6 separate regions of the Mus musculus genome follow, and all the other regions are linked to region 1. The links are chromatin loops, found by intact Hi-C in ENCODE. Cell type or tissue: heart. All regions are shown on one strand.

Region 1 (5,000 bases):
AAATTCTCATGGCCCTTCTAGAGGCAGCCACAGGCAATAGGTTTTGAAGTACTCTTCAGAAAGAAATGATTTCATTATACAAACATTTTACACTCATTTTAATTCTAAACAAAAGCATAAACAGTATATCCTAAATGTACCTTATTTTCCTGGCAACAAATAGAAATTTAGGACAATTCCATGTCAAAATACATAAATTGTTTTTATTTTAAAAAATAGCTTCATAGAAAGTTGTGAGTTTTGTCTTACCTTAATTGTGTGTGATGCTAAGGTTTCATGGATGGTATACAGGTGTCTATCACTGAGCTATGTCCCCAGCCCTAACTTTCATCATTTTCTATCCAGCCTTCCTGTTTATCCCATGTCAGCTGGGTTCTGTACTCTCTCCTTCCATCTAGGTCTTTGTACTTGAGCTTTGACATCTAGGCCAGTTTCCGTTGCTCCATGCACTGCTTCCTGGTAGCTCTCATTTCATCTTCCCTCTATTAATTCACAAGTTATTTTTTAAAAAGCCAGGTTATATTTTTCTCAATTTCAGTGGACTTCTAACATCAGAACCCTTTGGTGGTTGCTCATGTCCATAGTACCAAGTATGAATCCATACCTAAGTGGGCTCTTTCTGGAGACCAGTCTACTGTGGAGCCATATATGTATACAACATCTATTTAGACTTCCGCTCTGCTGCTCTCAACCTTTGTCTCACCCCTTCTCTTGCCTGGGTGTTCTCCTTCCTGTTCAAACTTAATTGTCCTGAGACTACTGGTTCTCTCCCGGCTTGCTCTGGAATGCTCTTCCCATGATGATTAGACATTTGCTCTTAACCTCTCATTTGGCATTCACAAACAATTTTTTTTTTGTCTTCTAAAGCTATATACTTCTTAGGTAAAAGAGTTCTCCTAAAACATTTTTGTATCACACACACACACCACATAGCCCTTCATATTTTGAGTGTCTCAAAAGACATGTAGATTGAAAGAAGACCCAAATATATTTAGGATAGTCTAGAATTTTTTTAAAAATACATTTACTTGTGTGGGGGAGGAGGTGGGTGCATAGAGGTCAACATGAGAAAAGTTCTCTTTTTGCGGGGAACCAGCAGGTCACCAGGCTTGGCAGAAAGCACTGAGCCATTTGATGATCTCCCAAATATATTTACAAGAGGGAAACCTGGGACGGGGAAGGGTAAAAGGGTGGCCAAGAAAGGGCTATGGGAAGATGAATATGAACAAAGGGTTGGCATGCATGTGTGAGATACCATAATCAAATTCATTATTTTGTATAATTTGTATAATTGTAATAAAAGGCTGGAGATGGCTCAGTGGTTAAGGGCACTGGCTGCTCTTCCAGAGGTCCTGAGTTCAATTCCCAGCAACCACATGGTGGCTCACAATCATCTGTAATAGAATCTGATGCCATCTTCTGGTGTGTCTGAAGACAGAGACAGTGTACTCATATATATATAAAATCTTTTTTTTAAATATATGTATTTATTTTATGTACTCATATACATAAATCTTTTTTAAAATATTTATTTTATGTACTCATATACATAAAATAGATCATATGGAAAAAATATGCCCTACAAAACACTAGGGCAAATGAGACCCAGCCTGTTACCCATGAGACTGCCAATAGTTGGTATAAAGCACACACGTATACTGTTTGCTAATCACTAACTGGTTTTTACATTCTTGGCTATATCAAAAGTGTAGGTGATCACTGTGGCCCATGTCTATGCTCCCAGCACTTGTGAGGCTGAGGCAGGAAGACAGCCATGCCAGCCTGGGTTACTGAGTGAGACCCTGGCTGAGAGAACCCAAAATATAGAGACATAAATAAAAGTTAAAGCATTTCTGCCATTTACCTATTTGTCCCCATCGAGCCTGAATCTTTTGCTTACATTCAGTGAAATTTAGCCTGTGTAGTGGGTTAAATTACTACAGACACTCCTTTCAAAAGTTTATTTTAGTATGGAAAGCATCTCTTGAAATGCTTTGAGAGAAGTGAGTTGGTACATATCAGATGCATTATTTCCTGTATTTTATTTTAAAGTGTAACTGTATATTGCTACTCACATGTGTTGTCTTCGATTTTCTTTTTAATTAAATTTCACAGTGCGGCCAAATATCGGTTTAGGAAATGTTTCCTGCATTGATATTTCCTATCTTAAGCATATTTCCTGGCAGCCTGTTCTGTGAAAACATGTTTTTTGTTTGTGGGTGTAGGTGACCAAAGTCAGTCCATGGATCAAATCCCTCAGTTGTGCAACTGTGTACTACTACAAACTCTCGTCCTTTCGAGAAAAAGTAAAAGTTAGAGTCAAAGTAAAAGAACCTGCGTTTTAGTTCTGACTCCACATGAACATGTTGGGGGGGTGAACTTTGGACAAATCATTTCTATTTATGAAAGGACAGATTGCATCAGCACGCTCTCTGTCTGCTAAGAGTCACAAATTCTATTCTACGAAAGAATGTCACCCATTCAACTCTGAAACCGTGAGAATTTAAAGATAGGAAGCAATATTGTCTTCCTCTTGGCAAAAAAAGGTGCAATGAGAAAGATGCATTACGAATTAAGAGCTTTCCCTCACTGGGATTAGAAAGATTGCGAAGAGTAAACCCTTTCACTCTGGAAACTATTGGCTTCTCCTAGCCAAAGTGCCAAAGCCTTGGGAGACCCTCACCAAGGCATTCGTAAAGCGAAGGTGAAGGCTCTACTACAGTTCCCAGCATACCTCTGTCCCACCCTGCTCCGGGCACTCCTGCAGGCGGGTCTTGTAGTCCCAGCCCGCGGCCGGCAGTAGCGCTGAAGCACTTTTGGAATCAGCTTTCCCTCCCCGCCAAACCCGGAGGCCGCAAGCCCCATCTGAAGTTTACTGTCTGACCCACTGGGCTTGGCCGGGCTTCCAGACGTAGGACGTCCACCAGAAGCCAGCCTCACCGCAGCGAGCGGCGAGCGCCCTAGGAGAGGGCCACGCCCCGGAAGCGGCTTCCAGCCACTCAGAGCGGGCGGGGGCGGGCCCGGGCGGGCGTGCGGGGGCGGCTGGGTCTTCGCTCTGGGGCGGGGCCGCCGTACGAGCCCGCGCGTCTGGGTGGCGGCGGGGGCGCGCCCGTGGGGAGAGGCGGCTGCGGCTGCTGGTGGGGGGTGGGGGGGGAGGCAGAACCGGGAAGGGGGCAGGGCGAACTGAGAGCCGTGTTCCTGAGGCGGCGGCGTCTCGGACTGAGGAGGGCGGGGAAGGAGGATGGGGCAGGCTGGGGGTTGGGGCCGGCGCTAGCCCGCGGCTCGCCTCGTAGTAGGGGAAAGCGACGCTGCTCTTTAAGTTGCGCGGGGAGCCCGGCCGGTGCCGCCGCAGCCGCAGCCGCCTGGCGCGGCGGGGAGGGAGGGCGGGCCGGAGCGAGCTGGGGAAGACGGAGCGGGCGCTGCGGCGCGCGGGCGGGCGGCGGGGGGGACGCGGGAGGATGGAGCAAGTGGAGATCCTGAGGAGGTTCATCCAGAGGGTCCAGGCCATGAAGAGTCCGGATCACAATGGGGAGGACAACTTCGCCCGGGACTTCATGGTGAGTGTCCGTTCTCGCCGGCGCCTCGTGTCGCCAGCCGCCGAGCTCCCCTCGCCTCTCCCGGTCGGTCGGGGCTGCCAGCGCTTTGTGTGCGGTGCGAGGACAGGCGCGGGGCGCGCGCCCAGCCGCGAGCGCCGTCGGCGAGCTTGCGGGAGGCGAGGTCACCCCCGCCCCTCAGCCTCTCTTTTCCGCGGCCGCTACCTGCGCTCCCCGGCCCAGCCCGCTCCGGCCCCGCCGCCCGCGACTACCTATTGTCTCCCCGGCCGGGCGGCGGCGGCTGGAGTGCGGGCTCGCCTTCCCACGCCTGCCTTCCCCGCCTGCCCCTCCGGGGAGGGTCGAGGCGAGCTGTCTGGCTGCGGCCAGCGGAGCGGCTCGAGGCTGCCGGAGAGCGAGGGTGTAGAGCATTAACTCGCTGGGTCCCTGTACGGATGCCGGCCTTGGTCCGAGTGGACGGCAGGACGACTCCGTGTCTGGGTTCACAGTTATTAGCTCAGCGCTTGCCAGAGGCTTGACCATAAGGAATCTCATGGTTTACCTGATCTCCATTTATCTGGTCAGGTTTCTTTTCGTCCTGAGACCCAGGTTTGAGGTGGCTGTGAGGCCAGTGTGACTTTAGATCGAAAAGGGAGGGGGATATCAGTGTGGATGGGGGTTATCCTGAAGGAAGCTCACTCCGGACTTGAGGGGATATTGCCGAAGCCGGAGGGGATGTGACTATCACTTCCTATCCGGGGTGGGGGTGGGGAAGCTGGGAACAATAGTCATGGTAGGGTGGAGGCGACTATATGGGCTGAAGCCCTGGGAGATAACCTTCCCGTCCCCCCTTTTCCGCCACCCCCCTTTCCGCCCTCTGCTTGTGTAGGCAGGCTTGAGTGAGTGGAGGTGGGGGTTAAAAGTCTAGTATGTGAAATTTCTCTAGGTGCATAATTGGAGAGAGGGTATCAATTCCGAAGGCGTGGGACCAGAAGCTGACTTCCTACATTACCCCCTCCTCGCTCCTTTTATTTTTCTGTTGGACAATGTTCCCTCTAGGGTTGTTTCCCGGCTTTGGAGGCGGTGGTTGCGGCTGCTGCTCCTACGGATGTTGCGCAAGACTGGGGCGTTGTAAACCCTGGAGGTCTGGGGAATGGAAAAGGAAATGGGACTTTGGGAAGTCCTTCGCTCTTTAGCGGGGGTTGGGAATAGCAAATGAACTAGGGAAAATTTTGCTCTGGACAAGGTGCACTTCTAAGAATAATCAGTTCATCTGAAATTTGGTTATGAAAAGCCATATGCAGTTGAGGTCTATAAAAATGAGTGGCTACGAAACATTTGCTAGTTTTTATTTAAAGTGCAAATGAAGTGATTTTTAGTACTGAAGTGGGTGTTCACATTTTAAAGAGATTTCTGTCTAGTAAAACTTTAGTGTTAAAATTGTTAATGGCTTGAAAAGTAGACTGTTAG
Region 2 (5,000 bases), 100 kb after region 1:
TTCTCTTCTGGCTTCCACAGGCATCTGACATATATGTGATATACACATGCATATGGAGGCAAACAGCAGTACACACACAATAATAAGGAAACTACTTTACAATGTACTTTGCTTCAGTTTCTGAGATAGGTATGCATGTAGCCCATATTGGCCTGAGTTTACTATGCCGTTAGTTGGGGATCTGATCCTTTTGTGGCTCCCTCTAAAATGCCGAGAGCACAGGGCTGTATCACCATGTCTGACGGTAAATTATTTTAAGTGTTTCCTTACTTTTTGTTTGTTTGTTTTGTTTTGTTTTGAGACAGAGGTTTTTTTTTTTTTTTTTTTTGTAGCCTTGACTGTCCTGGAACTCACTCTGTAGACTAGGTTAGCCCGGAATTCAGAGATTTGCCTGCAGATCTGCCTCCAGTGTGCTGAGAAATTATTTTAACTTTAACAGTTACAATGTGATTCTGCAAATCTTGAAAATGGCAAATCAAGAATAGAGGAACCTTGTAGTCAAATTTACCAAATAAGACAACAGAGAGCTTCCCAGGCAAAGCGGCCTGAGTAGAATCTCAAGGCTGGTGAGTGGGTGACTGCCAGTCCTATCGTTTCCCCCATTGTATGCCACTCCCCAGGAAGACAGGCCAGTTCACTGCAGCACCTGCTTTCTGCTAGGATATTTATTTATTTATTTTGGTTTTTGGAGACAGGGTTTCTCTGTTTAGCCCTGGCTGTCCTGGATCTCACTCTGTAGATCAGGCTGGCCTCGAACTCAGAAATCTGCCTGCCTCTGCCTCCCAAGTGCTGGGATTAAGGGCGTGAGCCACCACTGTCTGGCTGGATATTTAATTTTTGCCATGCAGACATAACATAGATGTGTTTTTATTTAATAGATCATTAATTCTGCTCCCGGACATTGTTCCCCTCTGCACAAGCAAATGCTTTCTAAAAGAGAAAAAAATAGAAAAATGCATTTTAAAAAGATCATTAGAGCCTTGCAGCAGTGGCACACACCCTTAATCCCAGCACTTAGGAGGCAGAGACAGGCGGATTTCTGAGTTTGAGGCCAGCCTGGTCTAGAGTGAGTTCCAGGACAGCCAGGGCTATACAGAGAAACCCTGTCTCAAAAACCGAAAAAATTAAAAAAAAATCATTAGACTAACTGACACTGTTATGAATGTCCCAATTAGATAATCTAGAGAGGAAACCCCTTTTCCTTTTGTTTTCTTACTTAGCGTTCAGTTTCATTCCAACACTTTCCATGTTGTACCCTTATTTGCTCAGTCACACCACCACTCCCTCATCCCCTGCCCTGGATGTAGACATACTCATTCCCAGGTGAGGGAGATGAAGTGACTTTCTTTCTTATGCTCATCACCTTTCTTTTTCCCATTTCCCTTCTATTTTTATGTTGTGTGTGTGTTTTTAAAACTAGATTACACACATTAGAGAAAATATGCAAAATTTGTCTCTCTGGGTCTAGCTTCAGGGAATACTCTATATATTAACAATTTACTTCTAAAAACTAAAAACAATGAGGACAGATGCAGTGGTACACACCTTTCTTTAATTCCAGCACTGGGGGAAAGGGAGTTGGGCAAATGCAGGAAGATTTGAGTTCGAGGCCAGGCTGGTTTACAGGACAGCCAGGACAATATTGGAAGACTATGACTCAAAAAACAAACGAACCAACCAACCAACCAAAAAAAGAAAAATGTATTTACAAACAGCGTTAGATTTTGATGTGTTCCCCTCACCGAGTCCTAAAGAAGTGGGTTTGGAGTAAAAGAGGAGTAACAACAGACCATTGCAGTTTCCTGAAAGGCAACTGTTAGCTGCGGAAAGTAACTGCTAATGTCCCTCTTAGGGGATCAGAAAACTCCTTTTTCTTGCTGAGCTAATATGATCATGTGTTATCTTTACATTCTAATCTCACAAAAGATCTAAGACTTTAAGGCATGCTCTTGTCTAAAGCTTGAACTGTGTTGTAACCCATTCCCCCAAATTCCTTATCTTTTGAGATAAAAATCAAGGTACATGCTTGGCGAAGTTTCATAGCGCTGACTCTGAAATACAGAACTCTAACTGCATTTTCAAACATTTACAAACACCGCTAGTGGCTTTTTCCTGGTGTCGTTTAAAGAATAATTAAAGTGAAAACCTTTAGCACTCAAGCTCAATTTAAAGCCTCCAAACGGTGGGTGATTTTTATCTTCACGATCGGAAGTGATCCAAGTTCCAGCTCTGCAGAAAACTCTCTTTTAAAGTACGAACTTTTACGACCTTAGTTAAAATAAGGCAACTTTTCACCATTTCTGCCTTTGCTGATCGGACTCTCGACAAATTTTCTCCGAGACGAGCAACCCAGAACTCGTTTTTCAGAACCTGCAGAAGGGACCCAAGCCACCTCAAGGTAAAAAGAGAGAGCGGTACAAACAAGGCAAAGTCTTTGAGCGAACGGCAGCGCTACCTCGGTCCGGGCAGATTCGGGGCTCCCGAGCGACGGTCGGGAGATCCTCCCTTCTCAGCGAGCTCTCCATCAGCCGCGCCGAAAAGACCTCTGACCTCCAAATGAAGGTCCGCTCGGTGACCCCACCCCGACGGCTTCTGTCCGCGTCTTTGATTGGTTTGTTCCGGGATCTCTCAGTTTAGCGCGCCCAATGGGAGCTCGGCCTGGACCTAGGCACCCCGCCCCGCGCCCCCGCTCCGGGGAGCGGCGGAGAGTAAATACAACAGGAGCGCAAAATGGCGGAACCGCCGAACCCAGCTCGCGGCGCCGTGGCTCTCCTCTCTGAGAAGGAAGCATCTGGCAAAGTACAGCCTTCCTCGCGGGAGCCGCCGGGCTCTATGTCTGCCAAGAAGGTTCGCACCGAGGAGAAGAAGGCGCCGCGGAGAGTGAACGGGGAGGGGGGCAGCGGCGGGAACGGCGGGCAGCTGCAGCCCCAGAGCTTCGGCAGCCCGGCGGCGTGGAGCTTCGCGGCTCGGCCCGCCGCCTCCTCCTCGTCCACCTCTCGGAGCTGTTACTCTTTCTCCGCCAGCCCGAGCGTCTCCTCAGCCTCCGCTTCCTCGTCTCAGCCGCTGCCGCGCAAACTGCTGGTCACTCCCTCGCTGCTGCACGCTCAGCCTCACCGCGTCCTGCTCCCGCCCGTCGCTCCGCCGGCCGCCGCCAAGCCGCGCAGACCCAAGGAGAAGCGCGAGAAGGAGAAGCGGAGGCAGCACGGCCTCGGCGCCGCCGCCCGGGATGAGAACGGCGAGGCGAAGCCGCTGCCGCGAGGTGGGTGCCGCGCGGGGGAGGGGAGCGCCGGCGGCCGGCGGGGCTGCAGCCTTCCGCGGGGCCAGAAGTAAATGGAGCCTGGAGTTTCGGTCGCCGACCGGGGGGATGGCTGAAACTCCTGGTTTTCGGTGTCGGTTTCGCCTTCCAGTTAACGCGCAGCAGGACGCGCGTGAAGGAGTGGGTCTAGAGGACCCCGCTCCCCGGTGTGTTTTTGGCTGGGGAGGCAGAAGAGAACAGGTCTTTTAAAGATTACGAAAGGGATCGGACTGGATCGCAGGAAATTCATGTTTGCGACGCAGCTTCCAACGCCAGAATATCCTGTCCAAAAAAAAAAAAAAAAAAAAGTGGGTGGTCGGGTGTATTGGCGGAAGCTGGAAGCTCCCAGGGACCACGGGGACCAGGATGTTTCATCCCTACTAGGGAGATGAGGTCGTGCGCAGGGCACCAAGTGTGCGGTTTCTGAGGTGCCCACATTCCATATTGTTAAAGTGTTTTGCGTGGTCCTGTTTTAAATACTACCCTTCAGAAGCTTTCAGCCATATTCTTTTTTTTTTTTTTTCTTCTTTCTTTCTCGTTCAGCAAATGATAAAATCGGATGTTTTGACGTCTTTTGGCCAGATCAAGTGGCTTCAGAGTGTTTCTGCCGGGGGTGGGGTGGGGTGGGGGGGGGGAATTCCCAACTGTTTTTCAGTTTTCTTTTGTAATGTAAGCTAGCAGAGTTTTCCGTATTTTCTTTAAAATGAGGGGTCATTCTAGTCATCTGTGGATATGTAGAGATCTGACTAATACAAAGTGGATATGGGTTGGAAAGTAGATCTTTAGGTGATCACGAGGTTATATAAATATACGTTGTCATTGTCACACATTGTTGTGAAGTATTCCGTTCTGTTTTGGAATGCTGGTGAAATGCCAGTAACCTTGCTGATCTAATGGTACCTTAGATCTTGAAAAATTATCTGAATAGAAAAGTTCATCATTCACAATGTAAAAGAATGCTAACATCTAAGCCAAGCTAATGGTTCGGTGTACCCTTGTTCCCAGTGTAACGCTCTCCTAGGGAGTTGGAGCATTGCCTTAGGAATGCTTTGAGGATGAAATTTAGTTTCCTTCTGCTTAGGAGTTCTAGATGGTTAGTATTTTAAATCTCTATGTTGCAGTGGTTAAATATAAGATTTAAGTTATAAAATGCTGCAGAGTCTGTCCATGTGCAGTTTGGTATCATTCTTCCTTGGGTAAGCTGCGCTTTTGCTTTTCCTGAGTTCTCTGCAGAAGTGAGTGTAGGTATTACATTGTTGGAGTTTTTGAGTGGTGATAGTACCGGCCTAAAATGTGAGATATATCGATATATCTATATGACTTAGTGAGATGTCTGTTAATGGTGATTTTTTACAGTCTTAACTAACATTTAAAATCTATTTGGGAAGGTTAAAATGGAAAGATCAATTTTGTTTTGCCCAAATCCAAGGTTATTTCCCCATGACTTAGAAAGTCTGTAAAGCTAATTGACCATGTTCGTGAGGCAGAATAAAGACAAGATGCAGAACTGAAAGGAAAAAAAAAATCCGTTTGGGAACGTTAAGATGGTTCAGGCACTTACTGTGTAGCTTGACCACCTGATTTTAATTCCCAGGGTCCCTAAGATGGGGAGAATCAGCTCTCCATATGTTGTCCTCTGATCTCCATAGGTCAGCTGTGACACTAGTGTGCCCTTCCAATAAATGTAGTAATCCCTCAGACTTAA
Region 3 (5,000 bases), 130 kb before region 1:
TTGCACTTTTTTTTTAAGTAGTGCCAAAGCAACACAAGACATTTAGTAAAGATGCTGGCTGGAATGGCAAACCCAGGGAGCTCCCAAATGTCACCCCCTCCCCTGTCTGCCAAGAGAAATGCTAAGTAAAGCTGGGTTCCCTGTGAAGCAGTGTTTCCCAGGAAATGCTTAGCCCTATGGGATTACACCTGTAAACTACAGATGACCCTGAAGCTTGAGGAGGGGGTGGGGTTGGAGCTCCAGAACTCAGCCTGATTTTGAAGAGTCGCATACTGAGTAAAACCTGACAGGCATTTTATTCTCTACTGTAATGCCTCACTGGATGCAGGTACTTGAGGGAAACTGAAGGAGCTGAACGTGCTTATTACACTGAGGGAAGGCTCTTCCTCAGAAGGACAGTCCACACTTGGAAAGGACAGTCCACACCTGGAAAGGACAGTCCACACCTGGAAAGGACAGTCGACACCTGGAAAGGACAGTCCACATCTGGAAAGGACAGTCCACACCTGGAAAGGACTGACTTCTGTGTTGTCAGTGAGCCTGAATCAATCTCACGATACTGAGAAGAGATTAAAGAAAAAAGAGAGCCTATGCTTTTATTCACTTGAAATTCAGATAAAAATGGGTCTAAAGCTACAAATAAAATGGAAAGAATGCTCTATAAATATTCAGACCTCCGAGGTACTCAGATGAAGAATCATGAGGTGCATACACACAAGCCCTCAACAGTCCTGCTACTGCTCACTTTGTAGCTGGATAATATATACATGGTTTCCTTTTAAATTACTATTTAGAGATGTTAAAGTATTTATGTTACTGTTTTGATTTTTTGTGAATATTTTCTCATTTTGTTTCAGGAGAAACCATACTCCCAAAGTTCAACACAGCACCAAGAGTAGGCACAATAATGAAACCTGGCCTCTTCCCCCTCAAGCTGTTGTTGACTCCATTTCCATCCTACAGCCACCTGTAGGGGAGGGGAGGGGAGGGGAGGGGAGGGGAGGGGAGAGGAGAGAAAAAAGAAAAGAAAAGAAAAGAAAAGAAAAGAAAAGAAAAGAAAAGAAAAGAAAAGAAAAGAAAAGAAAAACATATCTTAAATTACAGATGCTCTTCTTTTAAGTGAATCAATTCTGGGAACACACAAAAGTCATTTTCCACTTCCTCACCAGAAGAGCCTCAAGCATCAGAAACAAGTTCCAACTGACCTGGGAAGGCAGGAAGCTGAATATCCCTGCCTTGGTACTGCTTGCCGTGCAGGGGTGAGGTGAGGTGGGGTGGGGTGGGTTTAGGGGAGTGCTTGATGGCTCTTGAGCAAGCTGCTGCTTTGTCTTTAGAACCCGTGAACCCTCAGTTCCCTGCGTGCAGCCTGAAAGAGCACCCTACCCTCTCTACTCACATCTGATGGGAAATTCCCCCTAAGCCATCAGAGATACAGATTGTTCCACAGATACACAGAAAACGTCTTATTAACAAAAAGAAGAGAAAAGAAAAGAAAAAAGGTTAAACCACTGAACTCTCCTTTTTAAAAACATATTGACGCTAAGAATGGTCAGCATCCTCGCTGGGGCAAGCAATGTAATTGCTAAGATACTTAAATGGTCCTTTTTTGACCATCACGATTCATGCTGGTTAAGTCACCCTATACTTTGTCCTGATCCTAGCTGAGCCCAGGAGGCAAGCGAGAGGGAACCATCCCGCTACGCCACCTCCACCCCACCCTCCCCTCTCTGTGGTGACACATTGGGTACCACTCATTGCACAGGCTTGGGCAGCCCCAAGATGTGCCCGCAGGGACGGTGCCCCCTCAACCCAGAGCCTCTATGGGACTTCGGGTGACCAGCCCCGGCCGCCCCCTCCAGGACCCGCGTCCAGCACCTGCTCTGTCTCCTTCGTCCGTTGTCGCCGCCTGTGTGAGCAGACTCGGGAGCACGTCCTCCAGCACATCGAAGTGAGTGACCAGCCGCAGAGCCATGGCTCCCAAGCAGCAGCGGCGGGCATTCCGGGCGGGCTTACACCTCTCAGCCTACAACCACCTCTCCTTCCTCCCCGCCTCCCCAGGCTGCTTTCGGTTCAGGGTTCTGGGCGGTCCAGCCCCGAGGATCCCGAGCACCGCCCCTTCCAGGCCTACGCCGGGGAGCACTTCTCCCTACCCCAGAGACAACGCCTCCCCTGCCGCTGGCGCTGGCAGGGAACTGTGGCAGGGCCCGAAGGGGTGACAAAGCCAGCAGCTTCCAGACTGGACTTGGGGACAGCCGTGCGAAGCGGAGGGCAGGTTTTCTTTAGTCCCAGGTCATTCCCCCACGCAGCCACTTAGCTAGGGCCAGGTCACCTGAGGAGACTCGAGGTTACACAAAGGCAGCTGGCATACGGGCCAATTCTCCTTAGCTCTGCTGCACAGGGTGATGTTTCAGCTATAGTGTTTAGGTAATAAACAGCAGCAGGGAGTGGGTAAACTACAGGGTGCTGTTAAATGACACTAAGGACGGTTAGCTTAGCACAGTCTGGGTTCTCTTTACCTTTCAGTCATGCTTGAGGAAGCTGGCTTGTCCGCAAGTGGCCTCCCACGAGGTTTGTCTATAGGCACGTTCATTCTTCTTGGGTTCCTTCCCAAGTCCATCTATTCCACTATAAGTACGCCTGGTGTTTTCGTTCTATCACTCTGGCTTACTCTGCTTGAGGAGTGCTCAATAAACTTGGCCCTGTGAGATGCCATCCGTTCTGTACAGCAACAGCAGGTAATTACTGTTGCTAAAACTGAAATAGCCTTAGCCGACATAATGTCTCATGCCTATCAGCTTTGCACTTAGGAGACTAGCTTGGAGGTCATGGCCAGCTTGGGCTAGAGAATGAGTCCTGATCTCAAAAACAAACACTCAGCCAGCTCCATATCTCAAAGCAGAACACTGCCTAGTCTTTACCCAGTGCTGGTGCCTGGTAACTAGAACTTGAACTCCCAACTAATCTGGCTATTCATACGGATTCTGGTTATTCATACCTTCCTTCTGTTCAGTGGTTCTGAACCTTCCTAATGCTGCCACCGTTTAATACACCTCATGTTTAATACACCTCATGTTTAATACACCTCATGTTTAATACACCTCATGCTTAATACACCTCATGTTTAATACACCTCATGTTTAATACACCTCATGTTTAATACACCTCATGTTTAATACACCTCATGTTTAATACACCTCATGTTGTAACCAAACAAAAATGTTTTTCACTGTTACTTCCTAATTGTAATTTTGCTACTGTTATGAATCATAATGTAAATATGTGTTTTCTGAAGGTCTTAGATAACCCCCATGAAAGAGAATACCTACCCCTTTCGAGACTCACTGGTTGAGAACCACTAACCTAGAACAATCTCCAGTTGCTCCCAGACCTGGTTCCACACAACCTCTACAGCACAGCCCACAGTGACCTTCTTAACCCAAGAGTGGCATTGCTAATGGACTTCATTTCACCTGAGGTAGACTTTTGAGATTAAAAACCAAATCTGAGTCTTGAGATAGTTCTTCTGTCCCACCAATGGCCAAACAGGGCACCGTGGAAGAAAGTATAAATATTAGTAGTATTAGTAGCTTAGTGGTATTAATAGGCTATAAAATGCTTTTCTCTTACATCTCAAAATTAGGCTTTCACAACTGCAGGTACCAGAGTTACCTGAGGAACTGTCTTAGAGGGCAGAGTTTTCTGGCTTGGAACTGAACAAGGCTCAGAAGTGTTTCCCCTGAGTTTGAAAAACACTTGATAAGTGTAGAAGTCTTGATTTTCCTCTAGAGATTATCTCTCAGAGGAAGGTAGTAGCTAATTTGGAGTAGAATTCTATTGCTCACTACCACCATAACTTGCATATAATTTTAAGAGAAATTTAATGCTAATATTGATTGTGGATACAGGGGAAGATACTGGAGACATGAGGAGCCACTATAAGATTTTATAACAAATGGAGCCTGTTGATAGTTTACAGTCTTTATGTTTACAGGTTTGTTTTTGTCAAGTAAGATGGGCTGGTTATTTATGGGAAATAGCTTATTTAACAGATATATTCAATTTAAAGGTTCCACTCCACTATTTGAACTAAGAAAGAATTCTGAAGTTAAGATTCTCTTGCTTGTATAGAAACTGAAAATAACTAAGTTTAAGAAAAGTGAAGAGGCCAAGAAAGAATAACCAAGATGGGGGAAAGCTGTAGCCAAGTACCACAGAGCTGCTATGGATCACCATGGTCATTCAGAAACTTAAAATAAACCATGGTGGACCTTAAAATCAGATAAAATTAGAACCATAAAAATTATATACTTCAGGCACTGAACACAGGTATAATCATGGCCTAAATGTTTTAAGGGATCCAATGGCTTTCTGTCTCTACGGCAGGCAATCCATGTTGGGTACAGTAAATCTAACCAAGAATGCAAAGTTGAGGGGCTCATGGGCCCCATAAATGAACCTACTACCATTATTTTGCTAAATGGCATAGTAGCAAACAGCTTTCTAAGCTATACCCATACTCTCTGACCTCACCTGAGAAGTTTCTTTGTGCAGTAGATGGTGATTAATGCAGAAACACACACTCATCAAAGTGCAGAGAATGAGAGTCTGTGGCGTGCTCGGCTACAAGTGAGACATCTAGATCACTTCTTATCTCCCCAAAGCTTAAGGACCATTGAGGAAAAGCCAGAGGTGAGGATGGCTGGACATGACATGACTACTCTCATGACTTACTGCAGCTGTGGTTGGCTGCACAAGATCTCGACAAGATCAGCTAATCACCATTTCCAGCATAGAAGTGGGAAGGGGATACCCAAATTCCTCCAGGAGGGAGCTGGTTTCTCTGAAGTGCTGGCACATCTGTGAGCACAGGTAACAAAAGGGAAGATCAGCTAATCACCATTTCCAGCATAGAAGTGGGAAGGGGATACCCAAATTCCTCCAGGAGGGAGCTGGTTTCTCTGAAGTGCTGGCACATCTGTGAGCACAGGTAACAAAAGGGA
Region 4 (5,000 bases), 360 kb before region 1:
GATTTTAAACAAGGGTTTAAGAGCACAGGGGTTGCTAGAGGTGACTGATCACACAGGGAGAGAAAGAGACACACCCAAGAGCACAGGTGTAAGCTCCCTTGAGCTTGCCCTAAGTGACTTAGCAGAAGTGCTCCAGAGTCACTCTTTTGCTGACTCTCATGTTATGCCTCAAAGGATTTCTCTAAGAAACTTCTTTAAAACCTTTCTCTTCTTCTTCTTTTTCAATAAGTGAGATTATAGGATTACTCTAGAGATGTCTTGGATTGGGTTACAGTCCTAAAATAAAACTGTGTGTCACAAGAATTGTAAAAGGGAATTAAAACATGTCCTTTACTAGAAGTAGGGTTTTGGGTAAGATTTCTAGAAAACTGTTGGTTTATAGCTGAGAAAGAAGAAAGAACACATATATTTAGGCCTTACATGTGATCCATTGCTCCTTCAACAATGTAACTTGAAAGTATCACTATGTAAGAGACTGGTGATCCTCATCGATAATGTTGACAGCTGTGTTAGAACTCTTCATCTTCAGCTGGTGAGACACACTGGTCAGGCTCTGGAATGAGGGCTCCTTTTATTCCCAGTTCTCCATCATGTTCCCGTGTTTCTCTCCTGCCTCAGTAGGCTATAAGATAGACTTTATGATAAGCAAGTGCTCACTCAGTGAGTAGCGCCATTGGCTTTGTGTCCCATGTGGACGTACGTACTCAGACGAGCCTTCAAGTTATCTTTTTTAAATGAAAACCCAAGAGTCATACTTTGACATTTGAAAGAGGCACAAGCAAGTTGAAACTGCGCTCTGATTTGCTGTGGACGTGCTGCATATATTTGGGCCGAATATGCATCCTTAATAAATCATCCTGTTCCTATAGTCACTTTTCCTTTTCTGAGGAAAAATAACTTAATAGAACTGACAACTGAGCCATCATGATATCTGTGACACGGTCATTATTTCATTACTTTCAAGCAAAGGAACTAAAACGTACTGAAAGACTACCTTCCTGCTTTTATGAGGGTGGAACCCGAGAATCTGGTAGAGATTAAGAGTGACGTAAGATATTAGTTACCAATGCCTAACAAGCTAGTCAGTATCAAACTTGTCTACCTGTAAAAGTGAGTGATATAGTTTTCAAAGTATGTTCCCGTGTACCATCTCACGGTTTTCTCACAAAAAGCTATTAAGAAGGATAGTTATTCTTCTCCCTGCATGACAGCTGAAGAAACAAGATTCAGAAAAACAAGATGAAGCCATTATGACCCCCAAAACTGTGGTTCTGGGGGGATGAGAGCATTAAATTACAAATGTACAAGATTTTTTTGTTTTGTAGGACTACTTATTAATAAATTATTTCTCTGCTGGTGAGATGAGCCAATTCAACCCAGATTAGATTATATTAAATTCCGGTTTATTGCTCTTGGGTGGGCAAGTTCATTGACCCCAAGGAAGGGGGAGAGAGGGAAAGAAAGAGCACACACACACACACACACCACACACACACACACACACACACACACACACAAACACACACACACACACACACACACACACACACAGAGAGAGAGAGAGAGAGAGAGAGAGAGAGAGAGAGGAAAATGTCTGGATTATATAGGGAAGAGCCCCTGGGGGAAGGGCAGCCCAGCCCCTGGGCTGCAAACTTCAGGGGTGGAGGCAGGATATGCCAGGAAGGGACTGAGGGATGTTGGGAGAACCTGGAGGCCACATCTGCTTTGATATGTTAAAATATGCACCTCACTCCCTTGTCTTGGAGTCTGAAGCCAAACACTTAAAAGAGTTTGAAATAATTTAAAAATCTAAGTGCCCCTAAATGAGAGAGTAATGCTTAAATAAATTTTATATTTGTAATATTATAAAGAAATCTAAAAATAATATCCTGAAATAATCCATAATATAATATTGGGTAATAGAGTACTTAGTAACCTTTGTGTATTAGTTCAATCTCAATTCTGTAACGGCAATAATATATTTAATATAGAATTACATCACAGAAACAATTCCAGAAGGATGCACACCACCTTATAATGATGGCTATCTATCTCTAAGCCACGAGGTTAGATGATTACATCATTTGCATGTTATCAGTAGTGATCATGTTTGGCATTTTTAATGAAGAGAAACAGTAAGGCCTTCTTAGTGTGTACTGTTGCCTAAGGCTGTCTTAGAAATGTAGGGAATTTCTTAGCATCCAAACATAAATGCAGTTGTGTAGAGAATCTCCTACCAAATCAATGTGAAAGGTGGTGACTTTGTTATTACTTTATGTTCAATTCATGGACAGCAGAGGGCAGAAGAGTTTTCAGAAGAAAAGGTAATCAGACCAAGGATTAAGTAGCTCAGTTAAAGGGATGAAGGCCACCAAACTGTGCTCGATTCTGAATTACAGATAATGTTTAAAACAAACAAAAAAACTTCTGCAGTTTCTGTTATTCTTATAAGACAATAATACACTCAGAAACCTAAGAGCTATCACTTCTGAGAATATATAATGAATACGCAGGTGGACCCACTTGGAATCACCTTGTGAAACTGCCAGGCTAACCATACCTGTGAATTGTGAATCAGCTGAGCTCGCTGGCCAATTTAAAACTTCAGGGGAAGCGTTTGGCATCTCACAGTCAACCGTGATGTTGGCTGCACAATTTTCCAATGCCCCTTTGAAGATATTTAACTCCTGGTTTACTTTTTATTTGAGTGATATTATATTTTAAATGATTTTTTCTGTTTGTATTGAGATGACCAGATGGTCGTTTTGAAATGGACTGTGGTGTGGTGATATCTCAGAATAATTTAAATATTGAACCATTTTTCCTTCCCTGGATGAGCTTTAATCATGTTGTGATCTTTTCTGTATAAGTTGGTAGATTCAACTAATGGATCAATGAGAATTTTTGTATTTTATTTTATATGAGCTATTAGCCTGAAATTTTCTTTGACATTTTTTCTTCTTTTAGGTATCAGGGTAAATTAGGAGGAAAGTGTTCCATCTTTTTTCTTTCTGAGAGAATTAATTGGTATTGTGGTTTGCTTTTATTTGTTTTTCTCAAAAATAAATCCACTTTCTTGGTTTTGTTTTTTGGATTTATTTATTTTATGTATGTATATCAGTGCTCTATCTGCATATACGCTGGCATGCCAGAGGAGGGCATCAGAACTTATTCTAAATGATTGTGAGCCACCATGTGGGTGCTGGGAATTGAACTCAGAACCACTGGAACTCAGTGCCCTTAACTGCTAAGCCATCTCTTTAGCCAAATATCTGGATATGTGTGAAATTTGCACTCTCTCATGTGTGCCCCTTAGCTGTGTTTGCATGCTGTGCATCTCTTCAGTCTTTGTACATCATCCTGGATTGTGTACTCAAATCTGTGTTCACGTCTGCTAATTCTTTCCTAGTTTTAGCTAATCTTGTATGGAATGTCCCTATAGGGTTTTCTTAGTTTTTAAATTAGGTTTATTTTTTCTTATGTGTTTGGATGCTTTGCTTGAATGTGTGGCTATGCTAGGTACCATATGAGTGTCTGGTGCCTACAAAGATCAGAAAAGGGTGTCAGATCCCCTGAGAGCTCTCATGTGGATTCTGGGAATCCAACCCAGGTTCTCTTCAAAAGCAACCACTAGGCCATTTCTCTAACCCCACATTTTCTTCCTAATGGCTGTGTCTTCTTTTGGGGGGTTGATTTGGTTTTTCTACAAATCTGCTTTCTCTTTAAAATTGCCCTGTGTGTTGTAGTTCTTTTTTAGTTTCAATGTTACATCTTTGAACTGTTTTGAAATTCAGTTACACTGTGTACAACTTACATGTTGCTGTTTCTCTTTTGTGGTCTCCCTCTCTTGGGCTTTCTTTCCTACCATGGCCTCTATATCTGTTATTGGTCTCCCATCTCCAATAGGAGTTAACTGTTGAGGAAGTCCTTTCACAACTAAGTTAGGATGATTCCCTCCTGGCTGGTGAGGAGCAGCTTCATTCAAAGCCTTTTAGTTTTCTGGTCATGGGAAAGTTTTTAATTTTTAACCATTTCATTTGTCTTTAGGTTTTAGCTTTTTAAAAATAAACTAGCTCATTCATATAGGAAATGAATGCAAACTATAAGGTAAAAGGAAATGTATAATGAACTGAACATATTTTTGCAAAATCTCAATTTAAGAATTAAGATACTTTCGTTGTGGGTTTTTTTTTTTCCTCTGTTTATTTTGTGTCCTTCCTGTGGGCTGAACTGAAATGAGGACCAAAAGACTACTCAGATGCAGAAATTGGAGGGAAATCCGGTTTGCTTTTGTTCTGTTGGTCCTGCCCCAAGGCCAGTTCCACTCAAATTTGCACTGGCATTGTCAGGTCATACAGACACCCAAAAGTACGACAGACACTGAGCCTTTAATAGAGAAAAAGGGTGGGGACTGGGGTGGGGTGAAGATATAGGGGATACCCGTGCTCTTTTCTTTTTTCTTGCTACTTGGCCTTGTGGGACTGAAATATTGGGCACTAAATGACAACATAAGGTAAGGTTATGTGAGAACCTGGTCTCTCAGGTTCAAAGGAACCACAACAAGCTAGGAAGAGTTACAAGGGAATTTCATATGAGACCTCGGGAAAATGATGCTTGATTTTACATCTGATCTCTACAAACACCCAAAATGGGCTTCACCTCTGCATAAACATGGAAGACAGCCAAAAATTTAATTAAGACTTGAAGAAGTTGACAGCAGTAAAACACCCAGCTCTCAAGACAACTTTGAATTTTGCATTTATATAAAAAGTCATTCCACATAACAAAGGCTTTGGAAAGAAAACATTACAACCACTCTCCACAGAAGGCAGATAATTGTGGTCTGAGTGTAACTAAACTGCATGGCTATAAACAGCAAACAAACTGAGTAAGTCTTAAGGAGACCCAGAGCTTTACAGAATAGTATTTAAAACATTCAACATCCAAGCAAAAATTACCCAACAAATCCAACATATCAGAAACAGTCTGACCAGTTTTCA
Region 5 (5,000 bases), 84 kb before region 1:
CTAAGGTGCAGCATAACGACATAAGCCTTTACATCTAAGCACACAGGAGGCAGAGGGAGGCCGGCTGGTTCTGGTTTCTGCTAGTTTGAGGCCAACCTGGTCTACATAGTCAGGCCTACATTGTGAGACCCTGTTTCAAAAAAAAAAAAAAAAAAAGGAAAAGAAAAAGGAATATCCTAAGAAGAACAGGACAGGAGGCTATTGCCACTACCTGGTAAAAAGTAAGAATGACTTGGAGCAAGCACCTGTGTTTGCTATGTTTCATATGTTTTCATGTTTGTTATTCTTCTAGTATAACCCAGTGTAGTGGGGAGTAAGAGATGGATGAAAGATTGTGTGTGAGGGAGAAAAAGAAGTACAGGCCTTGCGTCTCTCACTATATCGTTCTGTGTTTCACATGTATCCCCAGACACACAGAATTAAAGGGAAAAGCAACTTGAACATTTAATATGTTTGCTCACTTAAATCTTCCAAATTATTACAGCTTCGTGAAAACGTTTAAAAATAGGACTCCAAAAGCCAGTTATCACCACTTTGACAATAAATTTATATTTAGGCCAAGGCAATAATAATAGAACATGGTAATTTTTTTAAAAGGCATGAGCAATATCTTTGAAATGCAGAGTCACTAAATAATGACTGGTTCTGAAAGGTGTAATTTTAAACCTTCCCCTCTGCTGGTGCTATAATTAAAAATAAAAGTGAATCTAGATAGTTGCACACAGGTCTGAGTCACATTGGGACATATAATTTGCTTTTCTTACGAATCTGAGACCAAAGCCTCCCATTATTTGCTAAAGATTAGAAGGATATACTGATTATTTCTCTTGTTAAGACACACAACTTAGTGGAGTTAAATGTTGATTCGGGGGCGGGGGGGGGGGGGTTGTCTGTCAGCACCACCCGGTTGGCACCCTGGTGCACTTCACTGTTTACAGAGCACTCTGGCTGGCTCTGCTATCTCACTGAGCATTCACTCCAGACCTATTCAGGTCTTGACTCTGCTGTGCAGAAATGCAAGCTAGTGTGGAGCTGAGGGGCTTACACGGATGTCCTGTTGGGGCATCCTCCCTCTCCCAGAGCTGGAGACCAGTCAGCCACTTCTCATACCCTTGCAACCTGAATTCTGTTCCACAGCTGGATCTCAGGGGAAAGTTCCCAGGTCAGCAAGACCACCAGAAGAAAAAGCACCCGTGTAAAACTACTAGTCAGGGTAGACTCTTAGGAGAAGAGACACTGTTGCTGGTACTTAATCCCGGAAAAAAACAAGACACAAGTCTCTTGTGGGTCAGCCAGTGGCTTTACTTGTTCGGGTGGTTGCCATTGCTGCTAACTTTGGTCTCCTCGGTTCCCCTTCACAGCTTGTCTGATTTGGCAGCTCCACCAGAGGGCAGGCAGGGTGGGAAGAGCACTTTCAATGCTTAGCTAAAAGTTGCAAAAGGCTAGAGAGGGCTCAGGGGTTACAGGAGCTTCCTGCTCCTGCAGAGGACAGGGCTTTATTCAAAGCATTCGCGTACAGCCCACAGCTATCTGTAACTCCAGGTCCACAGCTATCTGTAACTCCAGGTCCACAGCTATCTGTAACTCCAGGTCCACAGCTAGCTGTAACTCCAGGTCCAGGTCAATGCTTCTGACCTCCGCAGGCTCCTGTCCACACAATCTGACCTCCGCAGGCTCCTGTCCACACAATCTGACCTCCGCAGGCTCCTGTCCACACAATCTGACCTCCGCAGGCTCCTGTCCACACAAGGCACACATACTCTGGCACACATGCGTACACACAAAATAAAATAAATACACAGCTTAAAAATTTTTTTAGAGTTGGAAAAAGAAATCTTGGGTCATTTTCTTAATTTAGATGTTGGTGTCTTTCTACATTTTAGTTGCTAATGTGACTTCTGTCAAAAGTCTCCCAGGTAAAGCTAGATTAAACAGTACAATGAAATCATCTCAGAACGGGAAAACAGAGTTTTATTACACTTCTATTAATTCCCATGGCTGGTTTTCCTAGTGGACATGAAATGTTAAATGTTTTAAAAGGAGTGCATACAGGCACGGAAGAAAATAGACAGATAATGCAGAGCGTAGACAACTGGCAGGAGAGAGAACACAGCGGCCAGGGACCATGGAAAACAGCCCACTTTACCACCATTAAAGAAATACATGCTGAAAACAAAGTGTCAGTTCTCATCTGAAATGACTTAGCAATAAAAGCAAGAACTGCTAGTAAGGGTGTGATAGCTTTTCATGTATTTTAATAATATAAACCACTACCATCTTTCTGAAGAGAAATCTAACCATACAGGGATTAATCCTAACACCTGGCAGGGCAGGGCATTCTTGTAATTCCAGCACTCAAAGGTTGAGGCAGGAGGACTCCTTAAAGTTTGAAGGTAACACACACACACACACACACACACACAGAGAGAGAGAGAGAGAGAGAGAGAGAGAGAGAGAGAGAGAGAGAGAGAGCTAGTTCCCAGAGCCAAAATAATATTTAAAAAATAAAAATAAGTGGCTAGAAAAATGGCTCAGCCCTTGCAGAGAACACAGGTTCAATTCCCAGCACCTACATGGTGGTTCACAGCCATCTGTAACTCCTGTAGTTGAGGATCTGACCCCTCTGTTGACCTCTGATGGTACCAGTCACACAGGCATCCGTACAGGCAAGGCACTCATACACAAAAAATAAAATAAACCTTTAAAAGATTAAATAAATAAAATACAAATGAAGTGGCAACAAGCATACAGAGAAAGGAGTCCAGAATTGAAATCTTGCTGAATAAGGAGGGGGTTTTCCATTTTCTTTTCCCTCCGCCATCGCCAGCTTTGGCTCAAGGTCACCTGAAACTTGAAGCAAGAACAGGCAAGGACGAAGAGCTATGTGTGAAATCTTCTAAACGGAGCGGAGCTCCAGGGGAAAGGAATTCCCTGTTGGAAGCCAACAGCAGAGGCCGCGCTCCTTTTCCTTTTCAGCAGTCTGCTGCACAGCATCCCCACCGCCACCCCCCATTCCCCACCCAGGATTACCCAGGAGTGGCTGCGCAATCTGTACTGGAGCAGTGGCAGAGGCACTCGCTGGTGCCTGACTCTGAGAAGGAAGCATGGTTGGTTGCCAAGGAAGGGAACTGTGCCAGAAATGAGTATGGGCCTGATATGGGCAGAGTGCTTCCACATCCCAGATGAATCTGTCACGTGTGCTTGGAATCGAAATCTGAAGCACAGAAGAGACCTGGGCTCGAGTTCTAGGCTTGTGAGTCATCTACACTTAGAAGCTATTTAAAGCTGAATATTTCAGAGGCTTTCTTCCTTTGTTACTGAGTAGTGGCTGATGATGGAGATTCCCACGTAGCAGTCCTTAGGATCTGCTTACTAACGAGGATAAAACAGATTGGTGCAAGCCTATAAATGGAGGTTATCTTACTGGTAGACAATGCTGACAGGGTTCCACTTGGTCCTGAGATCTGAGGCATGATGGCTGAGACAGATGTCATCAAGTTTTGCAGGCACGGCTCCTAAAATCAATTTGAAAACCTTTATATTCCCTCACACATTTTCAGATTTTCATTTGTTTTTTAAAGATTTATTTTATTTTTAATTGTGTGTGTGTTTGTATGTGTGTACGTGTTTCTGTGTGAACACATGCACAAGAGCTTAGTGACTGCCCAAGGAAGTTAAATGCATCAGACCTCCAGGAGCAGGAAGGCCATATGAGTCATCTAATGTGGACACTAGGAATTGGTGGCGCATGCCTTTAATCCCAGCACTCGGGAGGCAGAGGCAGGCGGATTTCTGAGTTCGAGGCCAACCTGGTCTACAAAGTGAGCTCCAGGACAGCCAGGGCTATACAGAGAAACCCTGTCTCGAAAAACCAAAAAAAAAAAAAAAAAAAAGGAATTGAGCTCAAGTCCTCTGAAAGAGAAGTACACACTCTTAACTTCTGAGCCATTTCTCCAGCCCTCACCATAAACTTAGTTAATGGCAAGGGACATGGTTTGGGATGTATAATACCTATTAACTACTAGATCACTCATATATGCCAAAAGATTAAGAATCCCAGGCTGGCCTTACACTTCTGTGGTGGTTTAAATATGCTTATCCCAGAGAATGGCACTATTTGTAGGTGTGGCCTTGTTCAAGGAAGTGTGTCACTGTGGGTATGGGCTTTAACATCCTCATCTTAGCTGCCTGGAAGCTGGTTTTCTCCTGTTGGCCTTCAGAACAAAATGTAGAACTCTCAGCTCCTCCTGCACCATGCCTGCCTGGATGCTGCCATGCTCCTGCCTTGATAATAATAGACTGAAAGTCTGAACTGTAAGCTAGTCCCAACTAAATGTTGTCCTTATAAGAGTTGCCTTGGTCATGGTGTCTGTTCACAGCAGTAAAACCCTAACTAAGACAATTTACCATCATATATTCTTAAAAATATATTAAGCCCAGCCAGTGAGATAGCTCAGCAGTCAAAGGTGCTTGCTACCAAGTCTGACTACCCAAGTTTGACTCCACGGACCAACATCATGGAGGAAAGGAAAGAACAGATTCTCCCAAGTGTGTGTGTGTGTGTGTGTGTGTGTGTGTGTGTGTATGTGATGCATACACACGAATGCACTGGTACATGAATGCATGCATGCAAAAGCCAGAGGAGGCTGACATCCTTTATCATCCTGTTTATCCCTTGAGATAGGGTTTCCGGCTAAAATGAAAGCTCACCATTTTGGCTCACCAGTAAGCTCCTGGGATCTGCTTGTCTCCACCCTTCAACCCTGAAATGACAGCACACACAGCCATGCCCAGTTTTCTACGCGGGTCATGGGGATTCAAACTGAGATCATGTTAAGCTGTTCTTACCCATGGATCTATGACTCCAGCCCACAAACTCTTTTTTATTGTCACAAGTTTCATATCATTATCTTTTCTTCTTTAGTTCATATTTATATTCCAATTTCTCAACAAAATTATACTGTATTATGCCAATTTTGATGCTTGAAATATATTATTAA
Region 6 (5,000 bases), 200 kb before region 1:
CTTAAGCAAAATACAAAGTGAAAAGTGTCACAATTTAGTATGTATTTCCCAATGTCTGTTGCCTAAATTAAATGTAATGCTCTGAATACCTTCTTAATATACCTCCTGCTTCATGACCAAGCACACTACTCCACCATCTACCTGAAAGGGGAAGAGGCAGGTGCTGCAGGCCGCCTCTCACAGAACAGCACTCTAGTGCATCACCGCCTACCGTAAAGGCGTCTAGACCAACAGGAAGCATCACTTTGCTTCGCCCTGAAGCTTTTGAGTTGCCTAATTTTCTTTATAAATCTTTATAAAAAACAAGAAAAGGGGTCCCAAAAGTCAAACTGTACCAAGTATTACCACAGTGGTCTAGCTATTACTCATTCATAAAACCTATTAAATACTTGAAACTGGTGAATGAAGGAGTAAAAGTGTCCTTTTATAAAATATGATCACTGAGGTTCTGTTCTGCCTGCCAGAAGAGTGACAGCCACCCTGTGTCTGCCACATCAAGCCTATTGCTTTATGTAAATACTTCCAGCCAATGGAAGAGAGTTACTGCGGACAGAGCATCCTTGGCCAAGGGGCTTAGTGGCACAAGTGAATCAGATTTGGCTTTTAAAAAATTTTAGATTTTGAAATCCTTCATATACATGAGGTCTTTTAGTGAGAAAAGAGAAATCTAAACATGAAATGTCTTTCAAAACACACACACACACTTTAGAAATATGCCTTTGAGTGTTCCCAAAGCATCCAACTTTTACTAACACAATAATACTCCTTTTGCATATGCATTTCAGAATATATGCATGTATGTATATAGGATTTTACCACATAGGATAAATTTTTCATATGTGGCACCATATTAACCTTTAAAATGCTCCAGATTTTACAGCAGTTAGATTTTGAGTTTTCTGGTTGTTTATACCCATCTGACAAGAAATTTCACTTCAGCTGCTTGTCAGTCAAAACAGAAGTGAAATTATAAAGCTGGTCACCGTAACAGGAATGATCTCCCCCTTCCCACAGTGGTGAGCACCGAGATTTTGTCACTTACTGTGTTCCAAGTCAGCACAGAGGAGTATTGTAGGAGCATGCCCATGTCGTCCAGCTCTGCATACACACTCCAATAGGAGGAAGCTGAGACATTAGAAACAGAGAAGTCGGCATAGTGATTTAACCAAATCCAGCAAACCGTGAGTTCTCACCACCTCATTCATGTCTCTGGGGGTTAACCATTATGATTTTATCTACAGCTTAAAATGTTCAGGTGCTCCTTTTACAATGAGAATAGCATTTTTCAATCATTTGGTTCTGTTTCCACACAGATGACATGATGCCAGTCATACATAGCCAACCAATATAAAACCAGGCTAAGAAAGATGCATTTTACTGAAATTTTTGTTAATAAGGTTATAGAATCAAAATCTGATCTTTATCTCATTGGTCTCTGGAAACCACAACTTTTTGCAAAATCCACAAGAGAATGAAATTTCATTAGCCACTGATTGCAATGAAGTTAAAAAAAAACAAAAAACAAAAAAAAAAACAAAACCTCCTAATCAGCATTTTGACAGAAGCACTCATTATCAACTTACTGATTTCCCTCAAGCGAAGGGTTGAACATACAGCTTACAGTGCAGCATCAGCAACACTTACCAATTAGAAATTCTTGAATGAGGTCAAATGAATGGCAAGCAGAGACATGCTCCGAAATCCACTGGATAATCTTTAAAAAGAAAGGCCACTCTGTTGGCTTTTAAATCTGTACTATGTCCCACCAAAATAATACAAAAATATGCAATGTATAATATATATGCATAAATATGTGATATATAATGAATGAAGTCTTAAAATTCTACATTTATTTTGGAGTGGCCTGAAAATATACCTACTTCTAGCTTAAGAAACCACTATAGTCCTGGCTGAGTATGATAGTACTGTAAATAAGGTTATTTGCAGATATTCTTTTAACAGAACCCTTTGGGTAGTCTCCAGAAGAACCTTCCTCAACCCAATATGCATTTTTTTTCAAGAATGGGTGGTGTTATACAAAGTACCCATCAAGAGTTCTACTGGACATAGGAGCAATGCACAACAAATCCACTGGACTTACAGACAGCAGCCTGCAGTTAAATTCCAGGGCAGCCTATAAATGAACACCATTTTACCACTTACATGAGGAGTGCCTCTGTGCTTCTCTCTCAGCTGACAGAAGTAACCCATCGTATCAGCAGCTTCTCACACAAGTTCTACCCCTCCATTCAACTGCTAGAAGAAAGACGTCCTTACCTTTTACTTGATGACTGAGGGGAGACATGCCCAGCCATAGCTCACTCTCAACGGGATGTTTTATTCTAAATCTACTGTGCCAGTTGTACTTATTTTTACATAGGCAGTTTAATCAAAATGTCTACAAACAAGTTCAACGCAGATTGCATCAGTAAAAGTTGCATATTGTGGCAAGATTCAAAATTACGTTTCTATGACATGGCAAGACTAAAACAGTAAATGAAACACTAAATGACTAGATGTAGAAGAAACAGCCACAGAAAGTGGGTAAAGGCAAGTCTACACTGTTCTCTACATTATTGATCTCCTTAGAAATAAAATGTTTAGAGGCCAAGGAGAAGACTCAGTGGGTGAGGTGACTTCCATGCAAGCATGATCCCTAGAACTCACATTAAAATGGGGGTGCAGCACATGTCTATAACCCCAATGCTGGGCAGAGGCAAGAGGACTGGCCAGCCTAGCAGAAAAGCAAACTCCAGGTTTAAAGAAACCCTGTCTCAAAAACTAATGTGGATATTGCCTGAAGAAGACACCCAATGTTACTTTTGGCCTTCTACGTACATACACATAGATGTACATGCACACACATGTATGTACACCCATGAAGACACATGTGAATATGTATCCACATGCACAAACCTTTCAGGGAGGACAGGAAATCAGAGTATTGGTTTTATGGAAAAAGAATGGCTGAAGTTTATTTAGCTCATTCATAAAGAACAGGCCTTGGTCTACACTAAAGGTAAACAAATAAATGTATATGTTTTTTTTTTAAGTGTGTTTTTTCAACTACTATCCAACTACTAACCCCAGTCACCACTGATTGATTAGAGAATTTTCCTGACTTTTTAGAATAGCTTCAAAAAGTAAATGACAAAATAGTGCTTTATAAGTGGCAGCGTGTGATACAAAGTAAGCTACCTCATTAAAATGTAATAAATATTTGCCACAAGTTCTTAGACTTTTGGTGTTTGTTTCTTCTGAGAAGGTTGGGACAGGAATTAATTTTTTTTGCTTTTGTTTTTTGTTTGTTTGTTTGTTTTTGGTTTTGTTTTGTTTTTCGAGACAGGGTATAGCCCTGTATAGCCCTGGCTGTCTTGGAACTCACTCTGTAGACCACCAGGCTGGCCTTGAACTGAGAGATTCACCTGCCTCTGGAATTAATTCTATAATCCAAGATATCATCAAACTTACTGTGTAGCACACAGTACTATGATAGTGATCTAGTAACAAGGAAATTGCTACATGAGGAACGAACAGGTAGAAAATTCAATGTGAATACACTGGACAAAGTGATCCAGGCCAGGTGGAGCAGGATGTCACAGCTGTCATCACACGACTTAGAAGAGCATGCCACTTAAATGTTAAGATTTGCTTCTTTGGGGGCTTCTCCATTTAATAGTATTAAGCCAGAGCTGATCTAAGTTACCTGAATTGATGGGTACAGGGAACAACTGTCAAAAGACAAATAGATGCACCTTCACAGCTGAGGTCCGGCACAGAGCCAACCAAAGAGGAAGCACCGAGGAAGACTATGCTCAAGCAAAGACAGTTACAGAGCAAAAACCAACTTCTGATCGTCTCAAAGCACTAAGTAAGTGCACTTAGTGTCGCCTGCTGCCCGTTTTTAAGCTCCAGCAATCTTCTCACCTGTTCTTCCGGGAAACCTGGGTCTTGACTACAGGATAGTATACAGTGCAGTGCAGCCATTCTCTCACAGTCGAGATGGGCGTTCCATAGGAACCGCAACAAGTATGACTGGTCAAGGGTTACTCTATAGACCTTTCCAGAATAGCAGTCCAGAACCAGGGACCCCGGCAGGGACTGCAAAGGACTTGGAGGTAGCACAGCAGCTATTTTGTTGTTTCCTAACAAACAGAAAAAGCGAAAGAGCAGATCACCAAATAGAAGACCTCACCTCAGTCAGAGCAAGCCTAGGCAGAGCGTCCTGGAGACATAAGCTACAACCTTACCTGTCAGAAACAGACTGTGGCAGACCAAGTCTGGATGCTGAATGTTAAGTAAATGAAGGAAATGGCCAGGGGAGTAAACAGCCACAAAGTAGCCTGCAGTAAAGAGAGATTGGAGTTATCCACCATCCACCATCCACACTTGATACAATTTATCCAGGTGCAGAGAAATCCCAGGACAACATGCTTTTCTCTGAATAGAACAAAGTAGCACATTTGTTTGTTTGTTTGTTACCAGTAGCACGTAGTAGGACCCATAGGGTATCTTCTCTTTAGAAGCCAGGTCTGATTGGCTTTGTGTGTGCCTCACACTCTGTACACTTAAGACATGGCTGTTTTGTTTATACCTAGAGTTTTGTTTCTGAGTCAACAGTAGCTTTATGTGAATCTAAGTGATCTGGAAGGAAATTAGAGTAAAACAATCAAGCAACAGGAAGGGCTCCTTAGTGTGACATGCCGGGGATAGCGTGTAATGGGAATTTTCTTCATCTTTCTGATGGCTTGAGGAAGCTATGAAATGCAGTATTTATCAAGAGTGTGTCTCTGGGAGCCTTGACATTGTGCAGTTGGTGGTGGTTTTCTTGTGTCCCTAGCACCTAGAGTTGGCACCTTCACAATTTCTACACTATAATATTTGCATAATCAGAACATATGTACCCAAATTGAAACAAAATATAATAACAGACTCCTAGGATCTCAGAAAAACAGAGTAGTGAAATTCATAAAAGAACTAGCTGGACTCCTCTCCTTAAA

The links. A loop is a pair of places that touch in the nucleus more often than their neighbours do. Peaks named below come from ENCODE experiments on the same cell type or tissue, not always from the same donor. Only the 100,000 strongest peaks of a DNase experiment are listed, where the experiment ranks them.
Region 2: it touches region 1 in a loop (8-fold over the local background); 15 of 42 quality-filtered maps call a loop at or near these places.
Region 3: a loop joins it to region 1, with 2.2 times the contacts of the local background. A loop is called at or near these places in 5 of 42 quality-filtered maps.
Region 4: a loop joins it to region 1, with 2.7 times the contacts of the local background. A loop is called at or near these places in 4 of 42 quality-filtered maps.
Region 5: it touches region 1 in a loop (9-fold over the local background); 10 of 42 quality-filtered maps call a loop at or near these places.
Region 6: it touches region 1 in a loop (2.5-fold over the local background); 8 of 42 quality-filtered maps call a loop at or near these places.

The regions. Positions count from the first base shown.
Region 1 is chr5:21,054,206-21,059,205 of GRCm38, reverse strand. Ptpn12 (protein tyrosine phosphatase, non-receptor type 12) reads left to right here and starts at 3,295. Exons shown (of 18, transcript NM_011203.3): 1 at 3,295-3,557. The coding sequence starts at 3,459. It overlaps Gm42221 (a long non-coding RNA gene), which reads right to left and starts at 3,139. Exons shown (of 4, transcript XR_880864.3): 1 at 2,735-3,139. In heart, CTCF peaks have their summits at 2,803 and 4,613; DNase peaks (open chromatin) are centred at 3,015 and 4,615; H3K4me3 peaks cover 3,322 bases; H3K27ac peaks cover 2,835 bases.
Region 2 is chr5:20,949,516-20,954,515 of GRCm38, reverse strand. Rsbn1l (round spermatid basic protein 1-like) reads left to right here and starts at 2,694. Exons shown (of 8, transcript NM_001080977.1): 1 at 2,694-3,259. The coding sequence starts at 2,731. A630072M18Rik (RIKEN cDNA A630072M18 gene) reads right to left here and starts at 3,527. Exons shown (of 1, transcript NR_030699.1): 1 at 1-3,527. In heart, no CTCF peak of the experiment used is centred here; DNase peaks (open chromatin) are centred at 2,625, 3,475 and 3,595; H3K4me3 peaks cover 3,509 bases; H3K27ac peaks cover 2,862 bases.
Region 3 is chr5:21,183,335-21,188,334 of GRCm38, reverse strand. Gsap (gamma-secretase activating protein) reads right to left here and starts at 2,068. Exons shown (of 31, transcript NM_175437.3): 1 at 1,876-2,068. The coding sequence starts at 1,972. In heart, no CTCF peak of the experiment used is centred here; a DNase peak (open chromatin) is centred at 2,084; H3K4me3 peaks cover 1,381 bases; H3K27ac peaks cover 752 bases; H3K27me3 peaks cover 570 bases.
Region 4 is chr5:21,418,106-21,423,105 of GRCm38, reverse strand. All of the region lies in intron 1 of Ccdc146 (coiled-coil domain containing 146), which reads left to right. Among named protein-coding and RNA genes, the nearest start is that of Ccdc146, 4.1 kb to the left of the region's middle. In heart, a CTCF peak has its summit at 2,279 (motif pointing right); no DNase peak of the experiment used is centred here.
Region 5 is chr5:21,137,854-21,142,853 of GRCm38, reverse strand. It overlaps Gm42222 (a long non-coding RNA gene), which reads right to left and starts at 4,755. Exons shown (of 3, transcript XR_880865.1): 1 at 4,711-4,755; 2 at 3,425-3,515. In heart, CTCF peaks have their summits at 1,369 (motif pointing right) and 2,979; DNase peaks (open chromatin) are centred at 1,403 and 3,093; H3K4me3 peaks cover 271 bases; H3K27ac peaks cover 1,921 bases.
Region 6 is chr5:21,250,084-21,255,083 of GRCm38, reverse strand. It overlaps Gsap (gamma-secretase activating protein), which reads right to left. Exons shown (of 31, transcript NM_175437.3): 15 at 4,251-4,343; 16 at 3,928-4,145; 17 at 1,645-1,714; 18 at 1,043-1,125. Among named protein-coding and RNA genes, the nearest start is that of Gsap, 66 kb to the right of the region's middle. In heart, no CTCF peak of the experiment used is centred here; no DNase peak of the experiment used is centred here.